Regions from separate parts of the Homo sapiens genome. Here region 1 is linked to region 2. Evidence: chromatin loops called from intact Hi-C (ENCODE). Cell type or tissue: heart right ventricle. All regions are shown on one strand. Links, peaks and the distances in the headings refer to the core of each region. The heading gives the core; the rest is flanking DNA.

Region 1 (8,332 bases), core at 49-8,048, 70 kb before region 2:
TAGTGATCAAATTGAGTCCACAGGCTTGCTCTTTCACAAAGGCAAAATTAGACTCATTTTTATCAGAAGCTAGGTCTTTACTCAACCCACAAGATACACCTGTGAAAATTTCTGCCCCAGAGTTGCTGCTTCATTCCCCAGCCAGATCAGCTATGTGTTTAACAGGTAGTCCACAAGAGCAAGGAGTTTCAGTTGTTAGTGAGGAGGGGCTAGAGAATTCAGCTCCAGAATCAGCTTCTAGAACTTCTAGGTACAGAAGTCTCAAACTCAAGAGAGAAAGATCAAAAGACTTTCAAGTTAAAAAGATCTATGAGTTGGCTGTTTGGGATGAAAACAAGAAGAGGCCAGAGACCTGGGAGAGCCCAGAGAAACCAAAAACAGAAGCACTGGAGCTACAAGATGTCCATCCAGAGTTAACAGTGACAATAGAAAGCAAGGCCCTAGAAGACTTTGAAGCTACAGACTTAAAGGTAGAGGAGCTTACTGCCCTGGGGAATCTGGGGGATATGCCTGTTGATTTCTGCACTACTCGGGTAAGCCCAGCACATAGATCCCCAACTGTCTTGTGTCAGAAAGTGTGTGAAGAAAATTCTGTATCACCTATAGGGTGTAATTCCTCCGATCCCGCTGACTTCGAACCAATCCCATCTTTTTCTGGGTTTCCGTTAGATTCTCCCAAAACCTTGGTGCTTGACTTTGAGACAGAGGGTGAACGAAACTCACCTAATCCCAGGAGTGTTAGGATCCCTTCTCCTAACATTTTGAAAACTGGACTTACAGAAAATGTTGACCGTGGCTTGGGGGGCCTAGAGGGAACACACCAGGCCCTTGACCTGTTAGCAGGAGGAATGATGCCTGAGGAAGTAAAAGAATCTTCCCAATTAGACAAACAAGAGTCACTCGGATTGGAATTAAAAACAATTAATTCTGCAGGCCTTGGGCCATCTCCTTGCCTTCCAGACCTTGTTGACTTTGTCACACGGACCTCTGGAGTTCAAAAAGATAAACTGTGTTCTCCACTCTCTGAGCCAGGTGACCCTTCTAAATGTAGTTCCCTGGAGTTGGGGCCATTACAGCTAGAAATATCGAATGCATCCACCACAGAGGTGGCAATTCTGCAAGTAGATGATGACAGTGGCGACCCTCTGAATTTGGTTAAAGCTCCAGTGTCAAGGTCCCCTCCAAGGGAGCAGGTAATTGAAGACAATATGGTCCCTCAGGGAATGCCTGAACAGGAAACTACAGTTGGTGCCATCCAGGACCACACAGAATCCAGTGTTCACAACTAAGAATAAATACCTAGAGCTACTTGTGAGTGAATCATTGGCTTCTAGAAATCAGATGCCCAGATGATCCAAGACTAGTTTGTTATCTCATCTGGAACCTACACCAAGAGATGCAGTCAGCATCTTAAAGTAAATGTTCATGGAAGCTAAAAAATTTACCTCCTTTCCTTTTCCCTTTCCCCTTAAAACACCAGACAAATCGATAACAACTTATATATATATATATATATCTGTAAAAATGTATTTTGTTAATTTTTTTGGCCAATTTATTTTCTCCCACTTTGTCATTAAAATCACATGTCTAACTGGCTCACCACATAGTGTGCTTTGATTGTATTTTGGCTTTGACTCTGCCATTTCTGAAATGTGGGGGAGGATGGAGGCAGCTGACCTCTCCAGTTGCTGTGTTGTATTCCTACCCAATTTCCTGGGCAGTTGATGCATCTCTGGGAAAAACACCAGAAAGCTTGCTGAAATGGAAAACTTGGAAGAATTGTTCATCTCTTAGGCTTCCATTTGGATGGGCCTGCCTTAACATTGTTTGAAATGCAGCGTGAGTAGCTCTTTTGTTTACTGTTTACACCCCTTATTGGCATGTCAACTCCTGTACTTCCCTTACTCTGTTGCCTTTCTTGAGATGCATTGTCCTGCTAACCCACAAACCTGTTTGGAAATAAACATGGAAGAATATCTGGCAGGCTTACTTTTAGAAGACGACAAATCGGTAAGGCTTATTCATGGTTCATTGCCAGGAGCAGATATGCTTTTGAGATCACTTTTATTTTTGAAATGGCCTTTGTTCATTGTATTGTGATCCAATAACACTTTGTATTAAATTGTTTAGCAGCCATTTGTGTTGTGAAGGGGTAGAAGATCTCTGAAACTTGTCTTGAGATTGAACTCATTCCCTGTTCCACAAACCCATATGTATCCTTTCCTCTACCTCCTCCTTTCCCAATTAATTTCAACCATAGTACGATGTTTGGGGTTGTATATTTTGTTAAAAAGATTAAAGAATTTATGAGTTGGCTTGGACAAGTTTAACTTTATTTTTAATGTGTTAATTACTTGGAATAAATGCATTAATCTCATGTTTCCTTCTGGATTTTTGTTTTGAAATCACACACATTTGAACTCCAAAGGAAAACTAGAACAGTGAATCCCTGCTGCCCTATTGTCTATCCGCACCCGCAACCATGCTTTCCTCACTTGTCAGAACTACTTCATGCCAGAATGTTAGGATATATAGTCTGCCCCAGCGCAGCCTGGGTGGGTAGTGAGTAGGCAACAGTTGTCTGGTATTGGTATCTTCCTGTTGTGAAGCTTTTTATATACCTTTGTGTTGACTCTCCGTAGGATTTTCTGGGAACTGAGCTCCCCTAGGACAATCAGGTTCTTGCTCTTGGGAATTAGGGAGCTCAGTCCTCAGATTTTCTCTGTCCCAGTTTCCTCTTGTATCCCTGTTGTCAGCAGTTTATAACCTGACTCAACAGGGCCTTCGGAGTCTTATTTACCCACCTGTTCCTCAAAGATAATACAAAATTGCTGATCTGGATTAACCTCCCCGCTCCCCCAATTTTTTTTTTCCTGTTTCCTTATGTACAGAGCTATAAAATCCCTAGGTCAACATTGGGAAGGATTTTTAATTTTTTTGACTAATGTCAATTTAGAAGTCATTCTGGCCTCTCTTATGTTATGGAAAGGACACAGATTTGGGAGAGCTAGATCCTTGACTGTGCCTCAGTCATTTACCTTGCTGTGATTTTAGACAAGTTAGTTTACCTTACTGTGTCACAGAGTTGTTTTGTGTTGTTTCCTTTGAGATAAGAATCGTTATCTTTATCCTAGCACCAATATGTACAGGGTCAGGGTATCCTGCCCATGTCACCTTTCTAGCCCTGGTTTTTAGGACAAAGCCTGAGTTCAATGCAGTTTTCTTGCTTGGAAACCATAGACTAACTCAAAAGGTGCCATTTAGAAGAGTTTAAACCCAAGTAAGCTTCAGAGAGATTTGTTTTCCCAGAGAACTACTCCCTCCCTGTTATAGCAGGTTATCTATAGGAATTCAGGGAACATAATTTTTAATGCCAGTTTGTGCTGATTTTCAGTCCTGTTCACTTAGTTCCACTTCCCTTTAGGGGGAGACTGATGGTTTTAGAGAAAGAGTTGGGAGGAGGTAACCATATCAAGATCCCAATCCTAACCTTACTTCCTCAGAGGGCATTGAAATCTTACCCTGTAGGTTAGGAGGGGGCTACTTGAGTGAGAAGAGAAAAAGAGGCAAAATTTATTGTAGGAAGGGCAGAACTAGTTCAGGTAGCTAGGGCTGGAGTACTTTGAGCCTAAGCTTTGGTAGTAACTCCTCTTGTATTCTCTGGATAACTTCAGGATTTACACCAAAGGCATCTACCAATCCGGCTTTTTCAAAAATAATGCTCACTTAAGAGTTACGGGAGTGACATTCTTTATATCTTCCTTGAACCAGCAGAGGGAGAACTTTGAGGATTCTGTATTCTGGGCAGGAAGTGTTGCTGCCTCCTTCCTTTTGGTTAGTGGGATCTAGCTTTGGAACCTATCCAGAGAAGACAGGTGAAAGGAAGGACAGAATTCTAACCCAGTAGCTGGAGATAGAGCATATTTTTTTGTTGTTCTCTACTATCACAGTACTGAATAAACTTTCAACTTAGGAGACTTAGGCACATGGAAGAAATGGGCCCTGAATTTTAAATGCAGCTTATGGTGTAATATAACTATGTTTTAAATTTTACAAACATCAGGAACAACTTTTATCAGATATCCTCAATTGTGAGAAGCAGATGATCAGCAATTATGTTTAAATTTGGGCAAATACCTAATTTTACCTAAGGTGTATAACCCGCTAAAAATTCCCCCTGGCCTTGCAAATGGGGGGCTTCCTGCTTTACAAGCCATATTATATTCACAGGGCACATAATATTCTGCTAATATTGCTGAATAATATAGTTAAGTATTACTTCGCCCATGACACTTCATCTTTCTAAAAAGTCAGAAAGTTAGTATTTTGGTAGCAGAGCATGCCAGCACATAGTCAATTTATCAGTCTGCCAGATTCCAGGACTGAGGAAGAATGGGGTGGGGAGGTGGACATACAGGACACATGCATCCAATAGGAACATAAAGTGTAATTTTAAAAATTGGAGGAGGGTTCAGAGAGGATGTAGCCTGTAACAGAAATAAGTGAGGTAGTTTCTTTTACATATATATATATGTATATATGTATATAGTTTTATATATACTATATATAGTATAGTTTCTTTTATATATATAATATAGATAATATATATATAAACATATATAGGCAAGCTTTGTTGATATATTAATATATATCCCTAAACCTTGGTTCTCACCTTAACAAAGCTTACATACTAAATCTAGGATAAGAACCTAAACAAAGTCTTCATTTATTAACGATTTATGTGAGAACATGGACAAATAGTTTTGTGAGCACATCTCTTTAGAGTTTAAAATTGCAGTAATTTTTATGTAATTTTTAACTAAGTTGTGTATACAATATTCATCGATAAGCCACGAAGTTGAATTTATAATGAAAATCTTCTACTCTTAAAATCACAACTCTCCTGATTTGCCCTCAACCCATATACACTTCCAGAAGAATACATATAAAACATGTATGTTTATGTTGTAGCATTTAATGTGGTTGTAATTTTACATTTATGTTTCTTTGATTAATATATGCTCCCCTTAAGTACATGATAAACTCCCCAAAGCAAGAAGTCTGTCTTTGCTTACTATTTTTTTAATCATTGTATTCACAGTGCACAGTTGTCTGGCATATAGCAGGTACTCAATAAAAATTCATTGAAAGAATCAATGTGGTAATAGTAGCTGTTTTTATTAACAAATTGTGAATACTTAGCAAATTATAAGTCAGTAAAAACTGTAAATTGCCTATTGTATTTTCTGGGTGTTTAGCACTCTAGAAGCCAGCTGTCCTCTTGCTTCTGTCCTGGGTCTTTGTATACAAAGCACTGTATCATTGAGGCATGTCAAGGTTGCCATTGGTTCCCTCACTTCAACAGCATTCTGGAATAATGGCACCAGGCCATGATGGGAACACTGCTTCTGCAGCTCCTAGAAGAGAAACTGAGGATGAGAAGGAGTTAAACTGACCTTACAGTTAGCAAAAACAAAAGGTTTTGGGGATCCAGTTTTCAAATGGCCTCCTTTTTCCTTCCAGCCAGACTTCATAAGCATGCTGAAGTCAGTCAAACCCCAAACCCCTCTGATTTGGTTGAAGAAGTAATTCAACAGTTTATGGTCTCCAGCATCCTCTTGTCATCTCATCAAAACTAAATCGTAACCAAAAAAGGTTGCCTTTGGGAGAGGGAAAAGGAATGCTATCACTTTTTATTTTGTATCTTCTGTTTTGTTTCAACATTGTGACCATGAAAATGCATTTTCTATAAAATATAAATGTTTTATAAACTATACACATGCACACACATACATGTATAAAATGATAACATGTAGTAAGGGTTATCCAGTGCTGTGGAATTATAGGCCAGTTTTTTTTTTACCCCTCTGTATACTTTTCTGTATTAAAATTATTTTTTTTAAGTTGTGTCTCTCCTACTCAGTGCATCCCTGTTTTCCTTCACACCTCTTGTCTGTTTTCCATCATTACAAATAGGTCCTGCTGCTTTTCCCTCAAGACTTCCTAAATTCTTCTATTCCCATCGATGCTGGGCAACATACCTTCTTCAGGAATGTCTTACCATTCTTTCCTTCTTCCTCTCTTCCTCTTCCCATTCTTTCCCCAACCTCTGTTGAACTGGTTGTTCATATTCATTAATGTTGTACAAGCACTTGGACATTAAATGATATAAATCAAGATACCTGTTTCACAAAGTAATACAGGTACACAAAAGATAAAAAAAGTCTGTCGCATGCAAAAGGACAGAAGATAACATCTAGATGTAATGATTTAAAGATTTACAGGCTTTGGTTCCATTTGTGGAGGATTAGGCAAGAAAGAAGTTTTGTAGAAAATAAGGGAAATGAGTATGTTTAAGGGAAGTGAACGAACAGGGTGAAAACAGAGGCAGAGTTACATAACGGGAGAACAAAAGGTAGAGGATGTGGAGAAAGCAGAGATAAAATCAGCCATATTAAGATATTATTTTATTTCGTCTCTCTGACACTCTGTCCCTGCTAAGTTTCCACCCAGCCTTCCTGTAACCACCTTCCTAAGGATGACTATGGTCACATTGTTACAGACTCTCACCCACTTATCTTCCTTTCTTTTCAGGGGCAATTCCAAAAGTCTTCAGATTTCCAAAAGGAAGGACTGCAGCAGACATTTCTGCCCCCAGAAAGGCAGGGATAGAAACCACAGAGGCCACGGAAATGATGGGTGCCCTTGTGGCCAGTAGGCAATCACCTGAAGGATCTGACTTCCAGAAGGTGGGTATGACTGATGGGGGTGGGGATAAGTTGTAGAGAAGATCCTGTCATTTTAGCTGCCAGGAAATGGTGAGTTGGGTGAGTGAATGTGTATATTGTTGTACCTGTAGAGGATGAACAAGATTAGAATGTACATAGAGGGTATGTATTTTAGACTTGCCACTCCTCACCTTATTTAGCATTGAATAAATTATTCCTGAAGTCCCATATCTCATTTTGTGCCATGATACTTACATTAAAGCTGTAGAGTTCAGGTCTTCATATTCTTCCTGGGCCCTAGTCTCCAATGTGCCCCTAAGTAGAACATCTCTTATCTCAGTTCTAGCCTCTTTTATTGGTCCATACAAAGACAAAGTAAAATTGGGTATGTCCTTAGAAGATTGGGGTATGAGTAAGCAAAGGAGACTCAGTGAAGCGGGGACAATCACAAAGGAGATGTTTGATCCTTCAATATCAGACTTCAGGGCAGCTGTCCACCAGTTTTCACTCTGTCTTGTACTTGTCCCACACACATTGAAACCTCTGGTACACAGTAGCAGGCAAGCATCATTTCAAAACACCAAGGAAACCCCTTACTCTCTGCTCATTTAAAATGCCAGTAGAGGACCAGGCATGGTGGCTCATGCCTATAATCCCAGCACTTTCGGAGGCTGAGGTGGGTGGAATGCTTTGAGGCCAGGAGTTTGAGACCAGCCTGGCCAACATGGTGAAACCCCATCTCTACTAAAAATACAAAAATTAGCCAGGTGTGGTGGCGCACACCTGTAATCCCAACTACTCAGGAGGCTGAGGCAGGAGAACTGCTTGAAACTGGGAGGCAGAGGTTGCAGTGAGCCAAGACCATGCCACTGCACTCTAGCCTGGGCAACAGAGCAAGACTCCGTCTTGAAAAAAATAAAATAAAATCCAAGTAAGGGCTGGGCATGGTAGCTCACACCTATAATCCCAGCACTTTGAGAGGCCGAGGTCAGCAGATCAGTTGAGCCCAGGAGTTCAAGACCAGCCAGGCAACATAGTGAGACCCTGTCTCTACAAAAAATAAATTAGTCCGGCATGGTGGTCCATGCCTGTAGTCCCAGCTACTCGGGAGGCTGAGGTGGGAGGATCGCTTTGAACCCTGGAGGTTGAAACTGCACTGAACTCTGATTGCACTATTGCACTCCAGCCTGAGCAACAGAACAAGACCCTGTCTCAAAAATAAATTTAAAAAAAACTAAAAATGGGCCAGGCGCGGTGGCTCATGCCTGTAATCCCAGCACTTTGGGAGGCTAAGGTGGGTGGATCACCTGAGGTCAGGAGTTCGAGACCAGCCTGGCCAACATGGTGAAACCCTGTCTCTACTAAAAATACAAAAATTAGCTGGGCATGGTGGCATATGCCTGTAATCCCAGCTACTTGGGAGGCTGAGGCAGGTGAATTGCTTGAACCCGGGAGGCAGAGGTTGCAGTGAGCCTTGATTGGGCTACTGCGCCTCAGCCTGGAGGACAGAGACACCAACTCAAAAAAAAAAAAAGGGCTGGGTGTGGTGGCTCATGCCTGTAATCTCAGTACTTTGCGGGGCCAAGGCTGGCAGATCACTTGAG
Region 2 (8,332 bases), core at 81-8,080:
TTGCTCAGCTGCCAGGCAGAAGGATTTTCATAGGATGGCATTGAATCCCAGAGGGCTCTTGCCCTTCAGATTGGGCACCACTTGTGGCCACCTACTTGTCTTCAACACCAGTTGAAATATCACCTCTGTGAGACCGCTCCAGCTCCCTCCCCTGCAAGCTCCCAGCTTCTAGCAGATAAGAGTGCTCTGTTATCTCCCTGATGGACCTGGATTGTTAACATCTTTCTAGACCTTTGCATCTCCACCCCACTGCTTGTGACCTTGAGCTCCAAAAGGGCAGGACTGGGCAGCTTTATTCATCTTTGTCCCCCAGCCCCTAGCACACTGTCCAGCACGTGGCAGGGAAATGCTTTGGTGGCTGCCGGGCAGTGTCTGTGTACTCAGCGCATGCTGACCTGCTGTGCTATCGGTCAGAGACAACCGGTAAAGGCAGGCAAACAGCCCTCCCCCAGATCACACACTTGCTAGCCTGCTTCACCCTTGCCCTAGCTTTTCCCGCAACTCCTAATTTGCACCTTAAATTTCCTTGAGAACAAAGCCAGGTGTGAAAAAAGAAAAAAAACAAAAACAAAAAAACCCACCATCACCAAAGAACAATAGATACTTTAAAATTGTGCCTGCTTTCACACTGTTTCCCTCCCGGTTCCCCACATGTGCAGGTGACAGAGTTGTAGGTGCTCATAGTTTAAATGATTGGTGTTATGAGGAAGTTCACACATCAGGCACTGAGAAAATTGAGGTAGGTCTAGAGAGGGCGCCTCCAAAAAGGTGGTGGGAAAGAGGGAATTCAGCAGAGACTTCCTGCCTGCCCTGAGCCGCATAATCTCCGCCTGTGGGTGGAGAGTCCCAAAAACTGTGATTCTAGGAAGCAGCCAGATTTGGGAGGTCCTGCCATAGGCCCAGGCTGGGCTCACCACTTCCTTCAGGCCAGCCCAAAGACAGAAGAAAAAAATAGGCCAGTCCATTTCTCCCTGCTCCTCTACCCTTGATGAAGGAAGATCTCTGCTTCACCCCGCTGTCCTGAAGTACTTGGCGAAACATGTTGTACCCCATATGTTCATCCAGAGACACACACAGAGGCTGCCCTGCACACTGACATGGCCACAGGCACACCTGCTGACATGGCCCAGACAGTGGGTATGCACAGAACACACACACACACACACACACACACACACACACACACACACACACACACACACGCATGCTCCAGGCTCTCTCTGATCCTGCACAAACCATCTGCTCTCTCTGGCCTGTATGTTTTCTGTTAAACTCACAGACCTCAGGCTGGGCGCGATGGCTCACGCCTGTAATCCCAGCAATTTGGGAGGCCGAGGCAGGCAGATCACCTGAGGTCAGGAGCTCAAGACCAGCCTCAACATGGAGAAACCCCGTCTCTACTAAAAATACAAAATTAGCCGGGTGTGGTGGTGGTGCATGCCTGTAATCCCAGCTTCTCGGGAGGCTGAGGCAGGAGAATTGCTTGAACCTGGGAGGTGGAGGTTGCAGTGAGCCGAGATCACGCCATTGCACTCCAGCCTGGGGAACAAGAGCAAAACTCCGTCTCAAAAAAAGAAAAAAAAAAAATTCACAGACCTCAGACGGAATGGCTCAGAGCTCAGCTCTCGGAACGAGTTGCCTGGGTTCAAGTCCCGTTGCTAACACTTACCAGCTGGTGGTCACCAGCTGAGCTAAAAACTTTGCTTCTCTGAGTCTTAGTTTTCTTACTTTTAAAATCAGGATTCCCTGTTCACAGTGTTGTTGTGAAGAATATACATGTAAACATGAAAGTGCTTAGGACAGTGCTAACTATTGTTGTCATTATTAGAATTATTACTCCAATTGTTACCATCAATAGAAATGCTTTGACATTCTAGGCATCTGTGGTTCTGTACACACTTGCAGACCTGCTGCATATTCTACACAAATGCAATAATGTGTGCACCCACATGCAGGCACATACATGTGGACACATCCATCCACCAGTGCACAGCTCGAGCTCCGCTGACACAAACGCACATGCACAGGGGCAGAGTGCTAACCAACCTCGATTCTATACACTGTGGGGAACCCGAGGCCCACAAACACCTCACCCCCAAAGACACACACAACTCATCTCTTGCTGACATAGGTAGTGCCAGTCCCTGTCACAAGCAGGACCCGAGCCCGAGACTGATTACAGAATCGGCCTGTGCTTCCCCACCCCACCAAATCTCTCTCTCCCCACCCGCTTGGCCAGAATTCCCCAAAGTGAGGATGAGTCCCAGGACACAGGTAGGAATCTGCAGGTAAGAAAAACTTTAGAGATGAACCTCGGAAGAACCTCAGCTCCCTCACCTGGAGACCCAGAAAGGGACACTGACTGGCCCTCAGTCACTGGGAAGGGAACGGCAGAGCCAGGTCCAGACCTCAGTCTCCTGACTTTAATTCTCGGCTCTCTCTTGACACTGTCTGTCACCCTCCCTAGACTCTGCACTTCCTACGGGTACAACCTATTGTGCAAGTCACCTCTGATGCCTGTGGTACATGGCACACAGTAAATACTCAGTGAGTGTGGATGAATAAACGGGAGCGGAGCAAGGACCCCAAACACATTTTGCTCCCTCTCCTGCTGCCTGGTGCTGGGTGTGGTGGGAGCAATGGCTAGTTACAACGCAATGGTGCCAGCCCACTTGACTGCCAGGTCTGCCAGGGCTGCTCCTCCAACTCAGGCCAGCTAGGGCCTCTCTGGGTGAGGACTCACGGGCCCCACTTTTTGAGCCCCCAGTTTCCAGTGTCCAGGCAAGGCCTGGATGCATACTCCCCAGGATCACAGCTCAGAGGTCCTCTCTTCTAGAAGGGACCTCTAGATAGGGATGGGGTCTGCATACACTCCTGCCCACAGCTGCTTTTCCCAGGGCACCCATGTGATCCCAGGCAAGGCCTCCCAATCTGAGCAAGTGGTAGAACTGGCCCCTGGCCCAACACCTGGGCACCTCCCAGAGCCACCTAGAGTGTACGCCCCCAATGTGGGACCACTATGTGGAACGCGGCACAGCCCCTGAGCCCCTTCCGGCATCCCCTCCATGACTCTCCCCAGCCCCTCTGTGGGTTCATGGACCCCATTTGGAGTTTTCCTCCATTTCCCAGGTCAGAGTTCAGCCTCTGTCCCACACAGCAAAGCCTGGTCAGGCCAGTGGCTCTCTGCCTATTCTGACACCCTGTCCTTGTCAGAATAACCTAAATATCATGAGACATTTTGCAATTTGGCCACCATCTGGCCCCTCCCTGCCCTTCCAGCCTTGTTCCTCAGTCCTCCCACACAAGGAGTTGCCATTGCAGCCAGACTGGGCTCTCCCAGGGCACCCAACACACCTGTCCCTGTGCTCAACTATAGTCTCTCTCGCCTTGGCTCCACTCCTCCCCACGGCCATCCACCTGGCTCTCAGAGCTCACCTCCTCCATGAAGCCCGCCCTGATCATGGGAACCACTTCCCACTCCTCCCTGCTGCCCTCCAGACCTCTCCTGCCCTGATTTCGAGGACCTTCTCCCCTGTGCTCCTCCCATGCTCCGACCTCTCCCTCTCACTCATCATGCAGAGCTCCTTCTCCTCTCATTCCCCCTAGATGTGAGCACCTCTCAGCTTCTGCCCTCACTTTTGGGTTCCACACCCTGCACAGTCCTTTTGGGTAACATCACCCATTCCCATGGTTTCCCAAACCCCGAAATCTGTATTTCCAGGCGAGATCCCTCTCCTGAGCCTCAGGTGCCTACACGTGGACATCCCTTAGATTCCATGAAGTTATTATATTTATTTTATTTTATTTTATTTTATTTTGAGTCAGAGTCTCGCTCTGTCACCCAGGCTGGAGTGCAATGGCACAGTCTTGGCTCACTGCAACCTCTGCCTCTTGGGTTCAATCAATTCTCATGCCTCAGCCTCCCAAGTAGCTGGGATTACAGGCAGGCACCACCACACCCGGCTAATTTTTTGTATTTTTAGTAAAGATGGGGTTTCACCATGTTGGCCAGGCTGGTCTTGAACTCCTGACCTCAGGTGATCTGCCCACCTTGGCCTCCCAAATTGCTGGGATTACAGGCCTGAGCCACCGCACTGGTCAGATCATTGTATTTAAATCTGAATTCTCATTCCCTTCAAAACCACTCAGGGCATCAGCCGAGACACGAGACGCCCTGGCCCCCACTCCATCACAGCCTGCTTGACCTATCCCCAACACCCTTGGCACTATCCACCTTGCCCCACATCCACAGCCCCACCTCAGCCCAAGCCACTGGGACACTCTCTTGCCACTGCCTGCCACGTGGCCTGCTTGCATCTCATTTCAGGCCATTTCAATCCATTTTCCACACAGCAGCCTAAGGATCATTCAACAGTACCAATGTAATCATATTGCACTCCTGTTTAAAAGCCTTCAGTGGCTCACCAAACCTGCAGCATCAAGTCCTGGCCCCTTAGTATAGCCCCAAGTCCCTCCGTGGCAGGGCCCAGGGCTGACCTCACAGCCTTGTCTGCTGCAGTGTGCCATCAGCTCAGTGTTCTCAGATCGCCCCCTCCCGGCCTGTGCAAAACACTGTGCCCGTGGCCTGCGAGGCCCTTCTCCTGCCTTGTCACTTGGCTTCACTGCTCATAGTGCCAGACTCAACTCAGAACTGAGAGGGCACTTCCTCTGGGAAGCCTTGCCTGCCCCTCAAACATGGTTTCAGACCCTTAAGCCTGTCTACCTCCATCACAGCCCTGTGACTGCTGGCTTACTGGTCAGTAGTGCCAGCACACATGGAGCACCCCAGGCCTACACACCAGGACTCTGGGCATCTGGAGATGGGGAGTGGGGTGCAAGCCCAACCTTACCTGTCTCTGTGGGCCTGTGGGGTCCGACTCTCTCCGTCGAGGGCGGGGTCCCGAGTGCAGGGGTGAGTGGGAAGGGCTGCCAGGCGTGGGGGGCTGTGACGTCTCGGAACGGCCATCGCCCTGGCTCAGCTGGGGTGGCAGGGGCTGGGGCGGCAAATGCTGCAGGTCCTCCTCCGCCAGCGCCTGCATGCTGCGTCCCCGGGGCCGGACGGTGGGCTCTGCCCCCAGCCGCCGCCGCTCTTCGCCCTCCTCGGGCAGTGGCCGCAGCTCCTCGGGCTCCTCATCCGTGGTGCCCGATGTGCTGGGCTCAGCCCCTGGAGGGAAGTCCTTGAGCTCCGTCTCCTTGTCGATGATGACCCACTCTTTGCTGTCGAAATCCTCCTCCTCAGCCAGCGGCACCGAGCGGAAGGCGTTGCTCAGGGCCTCCTGCTCCACAGAGGCTGACACGTCCATGCGGCCACTGGCCTGTCGGTCAGCGTGGCCTGTGTCCACTGACAGCATCTGGGCTGGCTGAGAGGAGCAGGCCTGGCGCGAGGGCGAGCCAGGCAGATCCATCCGTGACCTGCAAAGCCACCCCTCACGGGGCTCAATACCTGGCCCCACTGGACCCCCAAGGACCCCACGCCAGCGGCAGGGTGGGGCGTGACTCCCAAAACCTCCTGACCGCAGTACCCCTCCCACCCTGAGCCAGGCCAGTTACCTCTAGGTTGTCACCCTCCAACCTCACTTCCTATCAAGGCTTTGTTAGTTCGTTTGTTAGTTCGTTCGTTCATTCATTCATTCATTCATTCAACAAATGTTTTTGAATGCTTACCGTGCTCCAGGAATACAAACAAGCAGAAAATAAACTCGGGTTTCTGTGCAAGGAACGCTCTCTCCTGGGCCACCCTAGGGAAGCTAATCTTCCTCAGGCAAGCTTTGTTCTTGCCTCTCCAGTGCTCACACCCGCCAGTGGCTGCTTCCTGCTGCTTCCAGGCAAACACACCCAACTGGCCCTTGAGTTTACAGAGGGCTTTCCAGCCTCCTCTGCCATCACCCTCCAGGCCTGCCTGGCTGGTTTCATCACCCCCAAGATGGCCTTGCTAGTCCCAGCTCAACAAACTCCAGTGACTCCCCGGCCCCAACAACAAAGTCCACATTCCTTGGTTTACACTCAAGGCCTCTCACAGCCTGAATACAGCTGTCTCCCCATTTCCCTCACCAGCCCCATCTCAGATTCCACCCTTACGGCCCACCCCCAATGTAGCCTCTCCCCACAGGACCTCTCCCCACACACAGCCTGTCCTTCTACCCTTTGCTGTCTGATACAGGTTGGCTGTCACCTTGGGCAGGTAGCCTGCCTTTCCCATCCTACAAGGATTAGTGCGTTCTATCTCTCTCTCATCACAGGGTGAACCTCATGTCTGTCACATAATCTGTCTCCCCAAGAGACTGTGAGCTCTGCTGCGCAGGGCCTGGGTCCCATCTGACTTTACCCCAAGGGCATTGATCCTGCCTTGGGACATCTCTTCTGTCGTTATCTTTTTTTTTTTTTTTTTTTTTGAGACAGAATCTGTCACCCAGACTGGAATGCAGTAGCATGATCTTGGCTCACTGTAACCTCCACCCCCCAGGTTCAAGCTATTCTCCTGCCTCAGCCTCCTGAGTAGCTGCGCTTACAGGTGCACACCACCACGCCTCCCTAATTTTTGTATTTTTAGTAGAGATGGGGTTTCACCATGTTGGCCAGGCTGGTCTCAAACTCCTGACCTCAGGTGATCCACCCACCTTGGCCTCCCAAAGTGCTGGGATTACAGACGCGAGCCACTGTTCCCAGCCTCATTATATTGAACTGTGCTGTGAATCTCACATTACTTTCAGAGCTTCTCAACTTGGGGTCATGCCAGCCCCAAGAGGAGGATATTTCTGATTGTACAGTAGTGTGTGTGTGGGGAGGTGCTACACAAGAAAGAATCGCCCTCTCTCAAATGCCAGGGTACCCCACTGAGAGCCAGCACGGAGGCCTAACCTATCTGGGGTTTGTGCCACTCCCTCACATTCAGGCTGTGGGCAGGGGGCTGACTTTCATTCTCCCCCAGCATCGAGCCTGTGGTTCAATGGCTCTTCAGCTGCAGAGGCAGGGGTGCAGATCAGAACTGCCTGTGGGGCTTCCTTAAAATACCACCACCCCAGCCTACGTGGGACCTGCCCAGTCTGACTGTGCACAATATTTTCATTGACTTGTTAATAAAGACTTAAATAAAACATCCTTGAGAGAGGCCACCTAGGGTCTTATATTTATGCTCCCATGTCAATGGCTGATATCATTTCCTTTCTGAGGCACAGTTTGTTTTGATGGATGTAAAGGGGAGAAAGGGTGCCAAAGAAGGCTCAGGGCTAGTGGTGCTTGTGCGTGTGTGTGTGTGTGTTTGCATGTGTGTGTGTAATGGGAGCTCAGACGGAGGGTTGGAGACAGGAGACAGTGGGGTGGGAAATCCAAATCTCAACTGCTTTTGTACTGTCTCCTGCTCCCGAGTGCCCCAGAGCCCATCCAGACCCTCTGCTGTCTATGATATCCTGTTCAGCCCTCAACTTTCTCTACCATCCCTGCAACTGGGGTTCACTGTGAGCCAAACCAGTTTGCTTCTTGTTTTCTAAAAGCAGGCAGCCCTTCAGGACTGTCTCATTCAAGGCATTTCCCACCTCTCTTCTCCACTCATATCCCTTCCCAAACTGCCTTTCCTCATTTCTCCGTCTCCAGGGAGAGGGACTCCAGGCTACCACAGACAAAAATGGTGGTCTTCAGTCCTACGTAAGCCAACCTGTGTGAGTGTGTAAGGACTGAGGTTGCTCACAAGGAGACACACAGAGTGGATGCCAGAAAGGATACCCCTCCTATCCCCAGGACTGGGTCTTTGGAAGAGACCCCTTTTCTGGTGCAGAGAAGGCCCCAGTCCTACTGTGGAGTGAAGTCCCACTCAGAGGCCAAGGGAAGATGGAAACATCTCTCAGGGGCCTCCCCACCTGATGTTGTCCCACCCACCACCAGCACAGATGGGGACCGGGCCCTGGCCCTTGTTGTCCACCCACCATCCGAGGTCAACAGACCATTCTCCCACCCTCCCATCTTCACCTCCTAAAGGCTCACCTAGCTTCTCAATGCTCCTTTTCCCCAACTAGGTTCCCGCTGGTCCCCTCCCCTCTGTGACTTCAGATCCTTCAGCCCTAACCCCCAAAACTTGCCCTGCTCTCTCTTCCAGCAATTCCCAGGCCCCCTCCCCCAAAGCTGAAGAGAGCCTACCTCAGCTGCACTTGAAGTGTCTATAATTAGTCTCTAGGAGAAGAGATTCTGGAAGCACACACACCCACCAACCAACTCGCCCCTCACCCTTCCTGGGCCCAGGCGCCCCACCTGTCCCTCCTGCAGCCTGCACTCACCCAATTACGTTTCCTGGCATGAGCCGGGACCTCTCTGGATCCCCCACTGGTTCTCCCAGGCCCTG

The links. Peaks named below come from ENCODE experiments on the same cell type or tissue, not always from the same donor. Only the 100,000 strongest peaks of a DNase experiment are listed, where the experiment ranks them.
Region 1: it touches region 2 in a loop (10-fold over the local background); 76 of 110 quality-filtered maps call a loop at or near these places.

The regions. Positions count from the first base shown.
Region 1 is chr6:43,330,115-43,338,446 of GRCh38, reverse strand. ZNF318 (zinc finger protein 318) reads left to right here. Exons shown (of 10, transcript NM_014345.3): 10 at 1-2,377. The coding sequence ends at 1,289. Among named protein-coding and RNA genes, the nearest start is that of CRIP3, 25 kb to the right of the region's middle. In heart right ventricle, for the core only: a CTCF peak has its summit at 3,762 (motif pointing right); no DNase peak of the experiment used is centred there; H3K27ac peaks cover 1,304 bases.
Region 2 is chr6:43,259,869-43,268,200 of GRCh38, reverse strand. TTBK1 (tau tubulin kinase 1) reads right to left here. Exons shown (of 15, transcript NM_032538.3): 13 at 4,851-5,412. Among named protein-coding and RNA genes, the nearest start is that of TTBK1, 21 kb to the right of the region's middle. In heart right ventricle, for the core only: a CTCF peak has its summit at 4,545 (motif pointing left); a DNase peak (open chromatin) is centred at 4,550; H3K27ac peaks cover 938 bases.